Regions from separate parts of the Homo sapiens genome. Here region 1 is linked to region 2. Evidence: chromatin contacts called from ENCODE Hi-C or POLR2A ChIA-PET data. All regions are on one chromosome and are shown on one strand. The core of a region is the stretch at or near the end of the contact, and the rest is flanking DNA. Distances in the headings are between cores, read along the strand shown. Region 1 holds the start of CDCA7L (cell division cycle associated 7 like). Region 2 holds the start of POLR1F (RNA polymerase I subunit F).

Region 1 (6,240 bases), core at 1,605-4,104, 2.2 Mb after region 2:
ATTCAGTGCCTACCAGTTTCTCTCCTACGGAGCTGCAGCAAGCTGGAGCTCCCATGAGCTGCACTGTTGACAGCTCTTAGTCAGGGATCACACCCTTGCCTTTACGAGCTATTTCTGTCATTTTATATAAAAGCACAAAGACACAGTGGTCAGCACGACAAGACTACAGCCTGGGGGAAGCGTAATCACTGTCAGAGGACATCAAATCCAACACACTGGTGGGATGGCAGGAAAGCAGACTCGAAAGTAGTTCAGAGTAAATGAGTCTCCTTGTTTGCTTCTTACTCATAACATTAGGCCTAAGCTGCTTTGCTGAAACACTTAGCTCTGCGCTTTCCAAGCGATAGAAATTATACTTACTCCAATGTGTGAGATGAAAACCCACTGCACACTGAGCTGAGCGACATTTGATGTGCAGTAATGCCACTTCAGGTGGTTCATCACATTGCTTTATTCATAAGGCTGGGGGACAGGGTGGAACCACACGAATTTAACATCTTGCTGTGCCTGAAATGTTCATTAAGTGTTCTTATCCGCAGTCACCTGCCCACCCCACAGAACCACTCTCCACTAATTTAGAGACTATAATCTGTGCACATTTAAATTACGATGAACAGGAACATTTCCACTGGAAAAACCATCACACATCTTTGATTTGCACTGCCAATTAGGTCTTCAGAAAAGGAAAAAAAAAAAAACCCTGATCATCTTACATATAGTAATTTGCCTTAATTGGTGCATAATGGATCGGATATAATTTGTGGGTAACCCCTACATGATAAATAGTTTATTTAACATTTTAGAACTACCAAAAATTAGCCTCATTGTGTGGCAGTAAACGCTCACTTCCAACTACACATTCTGGGACTTCTGAGTTTCCTAAGCATGAATTATGAATATCAGTAGTGGAAGTGCAAAGAACTCTCCAGCTTAACAACAGGAGTGACACATTCCAGAAACATTTTCTGATTACATTCACAAGGAGCTCCGGAGTGATAAATTCCAGATACATTTTCTGACTAAACTCACAAGGAGCTCAAATCTCCATCCAGAGGGTTTGTTTTTTGTTTTTAGTCCTGTAGCAACAGAAACTCCTAGAAGGTTAGGACGCCAGCCGGAAGTGGTGGCTCACGCCTGTAATCCCAGCACTTTGGGAGGCCGAGGCAGGTGGATCACCTGAGGTCAGCAGTTCAAGACCAGACTGGACAACATTGTGAAACCCTGTCTCTACTAAAAAAAAAAAAAAAATACAAAAAATTAGACAGGCGTGGTGGCGGGCGCCTGTAATCCCAGCTACTCGGGACGCTGAGGCAGGAAAATTGCTTGAACCCGGGAGGCGAAGGTTGCAGTGAGCCGAGGTCGCGCCATTACACTCCACCCCGGACAAGAGCGAAACTCCGTCTCCAAAAAAAAAAAAAAAAAAAAAAGGATGCTAATACACGGTAAAAGCCAGTGGCAAAAAATAAAAAATCGAACCCTGTCTCATTCCGTAGGCTTTACTGTTTCCCTTGCTTTTAATAGTTTATCTCACAGGAGGCATTTTAAAAATATTCTCAGAAACATCAACAACAGATTTTTCTCAAGCGACCATTTTCAGGAAGGCTTCAGAAATTACTAAAAGGCCAAAGCTACCGTTAGTGGCTCAGTCTTTGCCGCCAGACTCGGGCAGGTGACAGCGGTTTGGGCTCGGGCGCCGGGCACTCTGCGCCTTCCAACGCTGGCGGCCCCGCCTCCCCTTCTCCCGGGCCAGGCACGCAGGTGGAGGAAAGTAAACACCAGTCGGAAGCAAGGTGGAAGCAGTGAGTCTCGCGACTCTCAATAAAACAAGTGGAAAAAAAAAAAAAAACAATCCTCGCACAAAGCATCTCCGTGCTCCCACAAGCAGAGGCGTGGCTGCTTGTTTCCCTTTTTAAAGGTTGTATTTTTAGTTCTTATGAAAAATGTTTTTATTGCTTACTTCTAAGTAAACATGTATCTCCATTACGATAACGTAGAGAAAAGCTCTTTTAAGAAGTAAAAAGAGAAAACTGAAGTCACGTTCACATTCCCACTACTCACTGAAACGTTTGGGGGAACTTACTCAAGTGTTTGCTAATGAGTTTTAAAGACGAGTTAGGCCCTTAACGCGTAATTGGGGTCGTGCTGTGCATATGATTTGGGATCTTGCAGCTTGTTTAACTCGGCCCAATGACGTTACCATTTCCCCCAAATGGTTACTAATTCCTTGAAAACGTTTACAAAAGTTCTAGAATAAACACTAAAGTTATTATTTTTAAACTCCATTATCCAAGTTGGACTGGTCTGGCGATCGACTGTTAAAAAAAAAAAATTACAACTTTCTTAAGCTTCCTGATCTCTGTGCCAATTCCCGGAGAAAGTGTGGGGAGTGCACAAAAAAAGCCCCTCCCCCGTCTCACGAGGGCTGCAAACGCAGGCGCTGCGCCCCGCTAGCTCCCCGCCTGCACCCCCGGCGGCCACCCGAGACTGAGCAGAGCGCCAGGCTGAGCGCGGTTGTGTGCTGGGGCGACCGGCCTCTGTGGTCCGCGTAGCACAAACGTGACCCACTGCGCACACCTGCAGGGCGCGCCCACTCCGGCACTCAACCGGCTGGGCGCGCCAGATCCCCAGTGCCGCAGCCAAGGGCCACGTTTCCAGCCCAAGGCCAGCAGGACCGGGTGGCAAAGGGAAGTCAAACTGTGGGTGCGTCCGGACGGCGGCGGGCGGCCGGACCCTCACCTGGTAGCGAGTCGCCAACTCCATTCTTCCTAACCGGGCTCCAGTCTCCTCCCAGCACGCGGCCACGGGAGCCCGGACTCACCACGGCCCGGCGCACCAAGAACGCCCCGCGCCCGAGCAGCTAGCGCGCTCCGCCCGGAGCACAGGCGGGCCCCGGGAGGGGCGCACTTGACGCCCTGGACAGGGGGAGCGCGTTGCGCTGCCCCCTCGGTGCCGCCTCACTGGGCCTCGTGGCTCCGATCACGTTCCAACTTCGCGGCCACTGACCTTGTCTTCGCAGGCGGCGCGAGAGGGGGCTGCAGTTGGGCGCGGCAAGAGCAATTACCAGTGTTAGGGCGCCGGGCTCCCCCCTGCAGCAGAGGGAGGGAGTGGAGCCGTCCGGCGGGGTTTAGCGCGGGAGAAATGAGGGGGCTGTCCCGGCGCAGCCTCCAGCTGGCACGCGCGCTGGATACTTGGCAGGGTTTATTCCAGGTCATGCCCTGGGGCGCGAGCTTCTGCTGCAACCCCTGTCTCTGATCCAGGCAAATATTGTAGGGCGGCTTTGGGGCTTGTTTTGTTTTGTTGTTGTAACGGGGCAGGGTTCTCTTTGGGAAGATTCTGTCTCCCAAAACATTTGCTACAGGGTTCACTTTGCAGAACAGGCAACCCAGGTTTCTTTACCAAGGCCCAGGTGGACAGATGCAAACCCGCCTGAAACTTTAGACGGCCATTACACAGTAGGCCTCCACACCCACCAGACAAAGAGTTTGTAGAGGTCAGGAATGCTGACTAATTTAACAGAATTGACCCCGGCATCTACTAAGCATCAGGCACTGGGCTAGTCCTAGGAACAGAAGGGTGAACAAAAACAGGCCCCTGCTCTGTTGGAGTTTACAGCCTGAGAGCCAGTTACCAACCTAATTGCATTATTCTAAATAAATACAATAATGATGCAAATAAGTGTAATAACGATGTAAATTTTATAAATTAGATTTATAATTAATATTAATTTGATACCACTATCAATGACAAATGTAATGATGATGCAAATAAATGTAAATTTGGAGCGATGATGCCATGAGAAAAAAGGCAAGTGGTATTAATGGTGGTGTGAAATAGGAAGACAATCTGATAGAGGTCAGGGAATACTTCTTAGAGTTCAGATATGAAGAGTGAGGAATTAAGTTTGTGGAAATTGTGGGAGAGTTGAAGTAGAGAGTGGGGAGAATGGTAAATGAAGTTGTCCTGAAATCACAGCAGGTTTGCTGGACAGTGTTGCACACCTATTTAGAACCGTGGTCATAGGTTTACAGTAGAGCATCCTGTACGCATAGGACCTTCTGCAGCCCCTCTCAGCTGCTTAGGATCTGACGTTCATCTTTTCTTTATTGAACGAGTGAATGAAATTTGCCAAACATTTACTCAAGCTTGAAGAGAAAACATGGAAAAGGTTTCCTTCCTTCCTTTGGTTAGTTCAGCAAACAACATGTGTTATGTGCTTTCATGTTCCAGCCCTCAGTGTTCTCACTTCCTGGTGGTAGTAAAACCAATACAACATTGTGTGACTTAAAATGTTTTGTTTTTATTGGATAATGTTATTTATTCATTATGGCCACTTCATTTTTATTATGCTTTAGAGTTTTCCTTCACATGCAGTATCTCCTTGAATCCTCTCAATATCCTTCCAGATCCTTATTGTCCACATTTTTAAAATAAGGAAACAGAATCTAAGAAAATACATTAAGAGATCCCTGCCACCCTGCCACTAAGTGACAGCAGCAGACTGCCAAACTGAAAACCATTCCTTATGCCTCCAGATCCAACATTCTTTCCATTTTTCTGTATTTTTTCCCTTTGGCTGCCAGGAAGCTTAGAGTGAAAATTAATTCAATCAGAGCTCTTCTTCCTCTTTTTTTTTTTTTAGATAGTTGCTTCCTCATGAACTGCTGATCTTGTTTGCACTTCTTTTCATTGTAGGTTAAATCAAATCAATTTTGGAAAAGGGAGCACAAATTTGAAGCAGGTCAGATTTTGCAAAACACTTGAAGCAGCCTAGACTAGCTACTTCTGTATCAGGAAACCTGTAAGCTGTTGAACCTTTCTGTTTAGAAATTTGCCATAACTAACCCTAAGTCTTCAGATGACAACCCCTAAATTTTCTTCCTGTGCTTAGCAAAGCCTGTACACGTTTGATGGTATTTAGTAATTGATTATATAGTGGTGTGTTTTGTTTTGTTTTGTTTTGTTTTGTTTTGGTCAGGCTTTGGGAAAATCTCTAAGGAACCAGAGGATTTAAACATGGCACTGCAGTAATACTTTCTAATAATTATTACTGATAGGGTTCACGGGATGTGAGCACTGGGTTTCATCATGGCACTGCAAGAATGAGTGTCCCTTCCAGATGCAACAGTATACATATTGCAACACAGAAAAAGAAGACATAATGTTTGCAACTTCTTTTAAGAAGTCTGTCTAGAAATCCATGCTTGATTGCTTTTTAAATGTTTCCATGAGAGAGTAAAAACTTGGTCCCCAGTACCTTGAACAAGGTAAGAAATTTGTGATTAGAAGCCAAAGGAGTTAATAATGCCACACTAAAATATGCTGCTCTGGCATATTCACTATTTTTAGTTAAAAGCACTTAAAAAAAAAAAAAGCAGGTAGGAGAAGATCACTCTGAACTTAATGTTGTTTCTTAAAAGCAGGAGATAAAATTCCCCTATGAAAGCTGTCCTCCCTACACAAGAAGGAAAGCCACATTCTTATCAAAGACAGGAAATTGAAGCTGAGGGAAATCTGTACAAACAAACCTTGTTAAACTAACCCTTATCTTCTCAGTCACTTCTCCACCCAATTAACTACACTAGCCCATGCCCCTTTGCCTCATCGCATTTTCAGTTTTACTACTCTGTGCAATTCACTATATAAATGTCCAACTCAAACTTCATCCTGGGGTCTTCATTTCCTTAAAAAGGCACCCATGCCACATAAAACTTCGATTAGACAAATCTATATGCTTTTCTCTTGTTAATCTATTTTATGTCAGTTTAATCCTCAGACCCAGCCAGGACCCAAAAGGATGGAGATGAAGTTTTACTCCCCTACAAAGCCATTATTGAACCTCATTAAATGATGTGAGAGAGCTGTAATTGGATGTCAACCCTGGCCCACGATTTTTGCTTTGTAAAAGGAGCCCAAACATCTCTCCTCTATCTGAAGTAGTATCTCTGCCGTCCCCACAGAGCTTAGTTGTGGGCAAACTCCCTAGTCCTCCCCACATAACAGAAAATCGTGCTGGTTTGGTGCTCTGGACAACTCACCAGAGAATCTGCCTTCTGCAGAGAGCTGGAAGCAGCATGAGTCTATAGAAACTGAGAGGTAATTTCATTAGGTCTGCCTCCCCTGCTTGCTTTTGGTCATTTGCCTCTTGGTGTTGTTTCCTTTTCCCACGAAGTTGAAGGCTGCAGTAGCTGAACACCGCACCACTGAACACTGAGACTTAACTTCACTGGCTACTTTATAGAT
Region 2 (6,709 bases), core at 1,839-4,338:
CTGAAATCATTCCTCTACTCCTATAGGCCAACTTTCTCACTGTTCTTAATCTAATTGTATTGAACCTATCTGTATATATGTTTGAATTTCACACATGACTCTAAGGCCTTTGATAGCAAAGAATATTTTTTGTTGAACTCAAACTTCTAACAATTCACATAAAATAAGGGAAAGAATTTATCCCTAACAGATGTTGTTTAGTAAAACAGCCAGAAGCCACAGAAAATACACTTTAAGAATTACCAAATTAGGAAAACCCTAACTCAGAGACTTACTCGGGAAAGCAATTTTCTGAGGTTTTAATTTCCGCATGTGGCATTCCTAAGCTGGAATCATCCTATCACTAAGACAATGTTAGGGACACAGAAAACAGAGAATAGGAAGAAAAATTAACTGCCATACTAGACAGAAAAACAAATTATCAAGACTTTATTTCCGCTAATCAAAGCCTTGTCTCTCAAGTATCAGAGTGATTCTCAAGGGGAAGGAGGGCTGTGGTCCCCTGGTGGAAGGGGGGACATGTGGAAATTTGTGATACTAGTCATGGTTATCACAAACTTTGCAGAAGCCAGGGAAGAAAAGAGTCTGTCATGTACAGGACAGTCTGATACAATGAGGAAATGTCCTTCGCTCTGACTTTTGAATAAAAGGACAAATCTATTTACAAATAGCTAGGCACCTAATTTAACTCTTAAAACACATCAACACAAAGTCATCTTTGCACAGTTTTAATATATATTAAAATTTTCAGGAACTTAGCAGTATATAAATTCAAGGGGGATTTTGTTAAAAGTCATCAGATATGTGAACACAGGCACCCAACACTATATACTTTTTCCTCCTTCACTTTTGTTTTTCAGATACCATCCTAAATAGGTATCAGGGCAAGGTGGTAGCCTCACTTCAGTTCTTTAATACTATATGTTCAATGTTTTGTCCCTTATTAGTAATGCATAGTTCAAAGTGTGGTGCCTGATTTGCACTTGAATAAACAGCATACCCAAGTAATATGGAAGGAGTGGTGTCCAGATCTGTTCAGAGCCACTCTGCGTGATTTCCCCCTCTAGCCTGTCAAGTGCAGGCAGTACTGGTTACAGAAAACAAGATAGTTGCTTGTGTTTCCAAATGTTATGACTACTTTGTATATCCTTTAATTTCTCAAATCCATCCTCTCTAATCATTTTCTCTTGGACAATTATAACATTATCTTAATTCCTCTCCTTGTCCACTTTCTCATCCTATTTGGTAGCTAACCATTAAGTAAATGTTGTTTCTTAAACTGCAAATCTGATATGCCAGGGACTGCAGAGAAGTACTAGTTTCTCAAAAGTGTGCCAAGTCTCAGCGTTAAAGGGACTGAGAGGACGGAGCACTAACCCTGCTTAAGAAAACAGAAACACAAAAGGAAAAACAACAACAACCCCACCTTACCCCCAAAATAACAAAAACTGGCAATGGCAGGAAGGGAAAAGCAAAATGGCCATCCTCTCTGAGTCATCTTTGACCCCCTGCCCTCCTCTCCAATGGCATCCAATGCCTTTCCCCTGACATAAACCTTATTCTACTTATATAATAGATACAGTTCTCTGGGCAAAGCATACCAGTTCACATCCAGTATCCGTTTGTTTATGCCACTCTCTTTGCCTGGAATGTTACCATGTTAAAGTACCCTCTTCAATCAAGTTGTTCTCAAAGGTCCCAAGATCCAAATTCTACACTCCTTATCTTATTAGATTTCTGTCAAATTTTAACACTTTACTATTTATTGGCTTGTATTTGTATCTCTCCTACAGCTTAAAGCTCCTTGAAACAGAGATTTTATTTTTTGTTTTTGTATCTCAAGTGTTCGGTATGTAATATAAACATACAAGAAGTGTATATTGGTGCTTGGAAGAATCTGCAGATTCTAGACATGGGTGGAGGTCCAGGATCCCTTAAGAAACTGATAAAAACTTCCGATGCAGTGCCCAAGGAACTTCACATAGGAATTCCTGAAGGGCAATCATGAATCCCTAGAGAATCCATTCCCTCTAGTTTTAGAACCCCGCTTTTAAACCAAAGTATAGTCCAGAGGAATACTCAAGCACATGCCCGCGCCCCCCGCCCCACACCTCTGTAATTCTAAGTTTTCAAGTCACTTTTGAATACCGTAATATAAATGCATACGTTTTGGTTTTTTCTCTCCCCAAAGCAACAGGCTCACTAGTTCGACTGAATAAATCTTCTTAAAAACAACAAAATCCCGCTAAACTAATGGCATTTTCATAATCCCCAGATCAGGTCCAAGAGAAGAGAAAATGGGGAAATTACCAGAGCGAAATCCAACAACAAAAAAGGTCCTTCATGTTTTACAAATAGAACGGTTGTACTAATGCTTCGTATGCTATCTTCTATGGAATGAGAATCTACTCAAGCACTGCAAACCAGATTTTTATCGTCAAATGAGAAAGCATCATCCGTAAGGGGATAAATGAAACGTTGAATGCCAAACAGAACTGGGCCTACTAGGTCTCCAGATCCCTGGTCTTTTCCTACCCCTACACCAGGGTTCTGGAGCAAGAATCTCCACTCCCTCCGCCCACACCTGAACTTCATCTTTAAGTTTTCTTCTCTATCTATGAAAGGGACCCTGTATAGATCTTTACCAGAGCGGTACTGGCCTTGAGGGACGGATCGCGACTCTAGAAATCCAGGGGGCTAAGCTCTGGGGGGCAATGCGACCTTTGCCATTTGCCCCTTTCTGCTGCGTCGTCAGCACATCCACCTGCTTTACTTCCCGTGCACAAAAGAAGGAACAGGCAAAGAGATCGGTACCTCTCAGAATAGCGAAGGAGCTCCGCATCAAGCTGTTCTCGAATGCCGGTGCGTTTCCTGTTAAGGTAGCGGGGCGACAGCGCGATGTGCCTTTGGTGCGGCCCGGCCACCAGGCATGAGTAGCGACTGTTCACCAGCGCACAAGCAGCGGCATAAGTCGGCAACTCTAGGCAAGGCAGGACGCCAGCCTGCCCTACCAGAGACCCATCAGAAGCCGCCGCTGGCCGCGGCGCCTCTGAGCAACCTGCAGCCATGCTGCTTGTCAAGGTTCCCACGGCGCGCGCCGTTGACGCAAGCACAATCCCATGTCCCCGGCGCTCGTTTTACGCCATCCACCAACGACCACGCCCCTAGGAATTTCCCCTCTTTTCGCTGCATTACGCAGCCCTGACCAGCAGGGGGAACCGCGTTTTCGCGCTTCGAGAACGGGAGCTTAGAGCCTCGGAAATGCATTGAGCACGCAGGAAAGCCAACCGACTGCTCTTTTAAGGGCAGGCAAATGTGTGTTTTCGCACAGAGGCTTATTGGATTAAGTAGGTAGCTTAAAAATGGGGGTTCTCACTTTGATCATTTCCAGTAGTGAGGTGGGTTTGGTAGAATTTTACAGGCTTGGACTGTACAATAAAAAATCAAAATATTTATGGAGTATATTTTATGCAGTACACGGAATCCTAAGCAGGCCTGATAATTGTAATGCAACGCATCTGAAAACGAACCCACTAGTTCTCTCCTGTCCCGCTTCTCTTCTCATTATGCAACTGCTAAATCAGGGAATCATACAGCCAAGCTGTCAGCCTCGGATCCTCTTTTGTATCCCCAAGTATCAAATCAGCCTGAAGACCTGTATTGCCCAAAGTGGAAATATCATTCTATTTGGACACTATTCTCTTTCCCTGCCGCCAAAACCGCAGGACTCCCTGCCTGTGGAAGCCTAGCTCAATGGTCAGGAGGACACTCTGGGGCAGCCAGATCTTCCCTGAAATACATATGATCGTGTTGTGCCCTGTTTAAGCCCTACATAGGCACCCCATTTTCTCTAGGACAACACAAACTCATGAAAATGGCTTATAAGTTACAAGGCCATTTTGTGATCTGCGTGGGCACACAGCCTCTCTCTTCAGCTTCATTTGTCACACTCCCCACCCTAATATTATCATGCTGCTTGATCTACTTTCAGGTCTCTCTTTGTGCAGTCTCACGCTGTTCCTTCCACCAGGGAATATAATAGCATTTTTCACAAGGGTAAATTCTACTCATGTATGAATTTCTAGCTTAGATTTTACATTCTATACCTTTGCAAAGAGTTTTCAAGCACCCCACTCCTCTTTCTCTATAAGGATTAGGTAGTTACCCATCTATGTTGGTTTTTATGTTAATTTTTTATTAACTGTCTTTGCTTGCCTGTTCCATCAATAGATTCCTACACTCACTAAAGTGGGGACCATAATATCTGTATTGTTCACTACAGTAGCCCCCCACAATTTATCCCTCCTCCAAAGAAACGAAACCAAGAAAAACCCAACCAATACATCTTGAATGAATAACCTGATAGTGAGTTAATAAATAATAAGTGATAAAGAGCTCACAGCCTAAGTGGAAGTGGGATCTAAACATAAACATATAACAGGTTATGCTGGATAAGTGCCAAGAGAAATGTATAGCAGTGATGTGAGTATTAACATACTCCCTCATCTCCTAAATACTGCAAAAAGCCTCTTAGCCTCTCTAAACCTGATTTCTGACTTGTAAAATACGAAAAATAATACTTGCCCTGCTACCTTAGAGAGATGATAGGAGGGTCAAACAAGATAAATAAAAGGCATTTTCTTTAATATTCCTTAAATAACTGCAAACTCAGCATGAGATGATAGTGGGATGAGACTGCCCCCAAAACCTAATAGTAGACACTTTTAAGTCCATAAATGGGAAACATAATGGCTTTTACCTTCATTTTGTTGCAAAGTCCTGTGATACCCCTGTGCAGGACCCTTTTGTTCAATGTGCTCAAACTTGGCTAAACAATGAAGTCACCTAAGGTGAGGAGCTTTAAGAACTCCTGATGCCCGGATGACATCACAGATCAATTCAATCAAAACCTCTCCAGGTGACTACACCTTACAGTCAAGATGGATCTAGACTGGCTGTAAGTGATTTGAATGAAAACAATTTGGCCAAGAAAGAATTTAGTAAAAAACAAGCTGGACATCATGACAATTTGATCAAAACAAAACGTTACCTGAAATCAAATATTCCAGTAATAATCTTTCACAACTAGTAAATGTAGTGCACCCATGCAGTAGTTTTGTAACCCTAGGTATGTCCAGTTGCAGTTAGAAGTTTGCTTGTTTAAATTTTGAAACTGATTTTCTCATTTTCAGTTTTAAAAATTCTGACTTGATCATTAGCTGCTATCCATGCTCTGCATGATTTGAGAGCGAACAAGGTGATTCTGCCTGCATGCCAGTGTTCACCATTGTGGGGTTACTTTACAAATTAACCTGCTCCACCTTCGACACAGGGAAGAAAACAGAAATAACCATGAGTTCCTCCTACCTACCCTACCCTGCAGACATATACAAAGTTTATTTGTTCAAAGACCTGTAGTTGAACTGAACCATTTTATTTTTCTCTAAAATTTGTCCAAGTTCCACAAAAAGTAAGGCATTGGTGGTCCCTGTCTCATGAAAAGCTCTGTCAAGTCAAAGGCAATGTGCTGAGAAGATCTTCATTCTACAAGGAGGAGAAAGAAAGTTAGAAATAATTTTGACCCCATGACCAATGGCCTCAGAGGAAGAGAGAGAAAATTTCCTGTGCAACTGTCTGTATTATTTTATCACTGACCTTGCCACCTCCAGCATGCACACACATATACCTTATTATATTAGTGTGTTTCTATTCCTCACAATCAGATAATCCCTGGAGCAACATAAATGTGCAAAAATTGGTGGTTTGCTGAAATAAATAATGGTGGTTACAAAGTAATATGTGACATATGCTCTGATTGTTACAGAACACATGCACATTTATATGCTTAGAAAAAAATCATGGGGCACATGATTGTATTCATGCATCTAGGTCAACAACAGCTGATCTATATGACGGTGGCCCTGTAAGTTTATAATGCCATGTCTTTTTACTGTATCGTTTCTATGTTTAGATATACTTAGTTGCACAAATACTTGCCACTGTGTTACGGTTTCCTACAGTATTCAGTACAGTAACAGGCTGTCCAGGTTTGTAGACCAGGAGCAATAGGCTACAGGCTATTTATCAACCAGCTAAATAGCAATAGGCTATTTATCAATCAAGGAATCTAACCCAGGCATGACTTATGCCATAACTTATCCTTTCAATTACTAAAGATCTTCACATTTTCTATGTACATGACCAAAGCTGATAAAGGAGGAGATTAGCATAGCACATCATATAGCGTAAGTGTGTAGTAAGGTATGTCATCTGGATTTATGTAAGTATGCTCTATGATGTTCATGCAATGATGAAATTGCCTCATTATGCATTTCTCAGAATGTATCCTTGTCATTAAGCGACACATGTCTATACCATATGTTAAAGTTAGTCATCTCTTGAGTATGAATTTATACTTTCCTTTTATTTTTGTGAATTTTTATATATTATTTTAATGTTTATACAGAAAAAAATCAGAAACTTAATCAGAAGATTTAAGTTGTTACAGGACATACTCTAGTTTTAGATGATTTAATAGTGTTGGTTGGTGCAAAAGTAATTGTGGGTTTTGCCATTACTCTTAGTGGGAAAAATGACGCTTACTTTTGCACCAGCCTTAATACAAGGAGAAGAGCCTCCTAGATGCTAAAGTCACATTGCTTGAGTTCATATCCTGGCTCTGTCACTTACTAGATGTGTGATGTTAGGC

Evidence for each region. Hi-C counts contacts between places; a loop is a spot of excess contacts on that map. ChIA-PET counts read pairs that join two places held with the same protein, here RNA polymerase II (POLR2A). Pooled maps may share reads with other maps.
Region 1: a map of naive thymus-derived CD4-positive, alpha-beta T cell shows a loop between it and region 2 (6-fold over the local background). The contact joins the promoter of CDCA7L here to the promoter of POLR1F in region 2. A Hi-C loop is called at or near these places in 1 of 168 maps with a recorded cell type or tissue (naive thymus-derived CD4-positive, alpha-beta T cell) and 9 of 50 pooled maps. POLR2A ChIA-PET finds 5 or more read pairs at or near these places in 1 of 52 experiments (activated naive CD4-positive, alpha-beta T cell).

The regions. Positions count from the first base shown.
Region 1 is chr7:21,943,045-21,949,284 of GRCh38, forward strand. It overlaps CDCA7L (cell division cycle associated 7 like), which reads right to left and starts at 2,855. Exons shown (of 10, transcript NM_018719.5): 1 at 2,737-2,855. The coding sequence starts at 2,760. RefSeq lists a silencer at 2,474-2,523 and enhancers at 2,664-2,813, 2,809-3,519, 3,204-3,453.
Region 2 is chr7:19,705,949-19,712,657 of GRCh38, forward strand. It overlaps POLR1F (RNA polymerase I subunit F), which reads right to left and starts at 3,089. Exons shown (of 4, transcript NM_001002926.2): 1 at 2,815-3,089. The coding sequence starts at 3,068. RefSeq lists enhancers at 2,213-2,817, 2,782-2,851, 2,818-3,420, 2,962-3,241.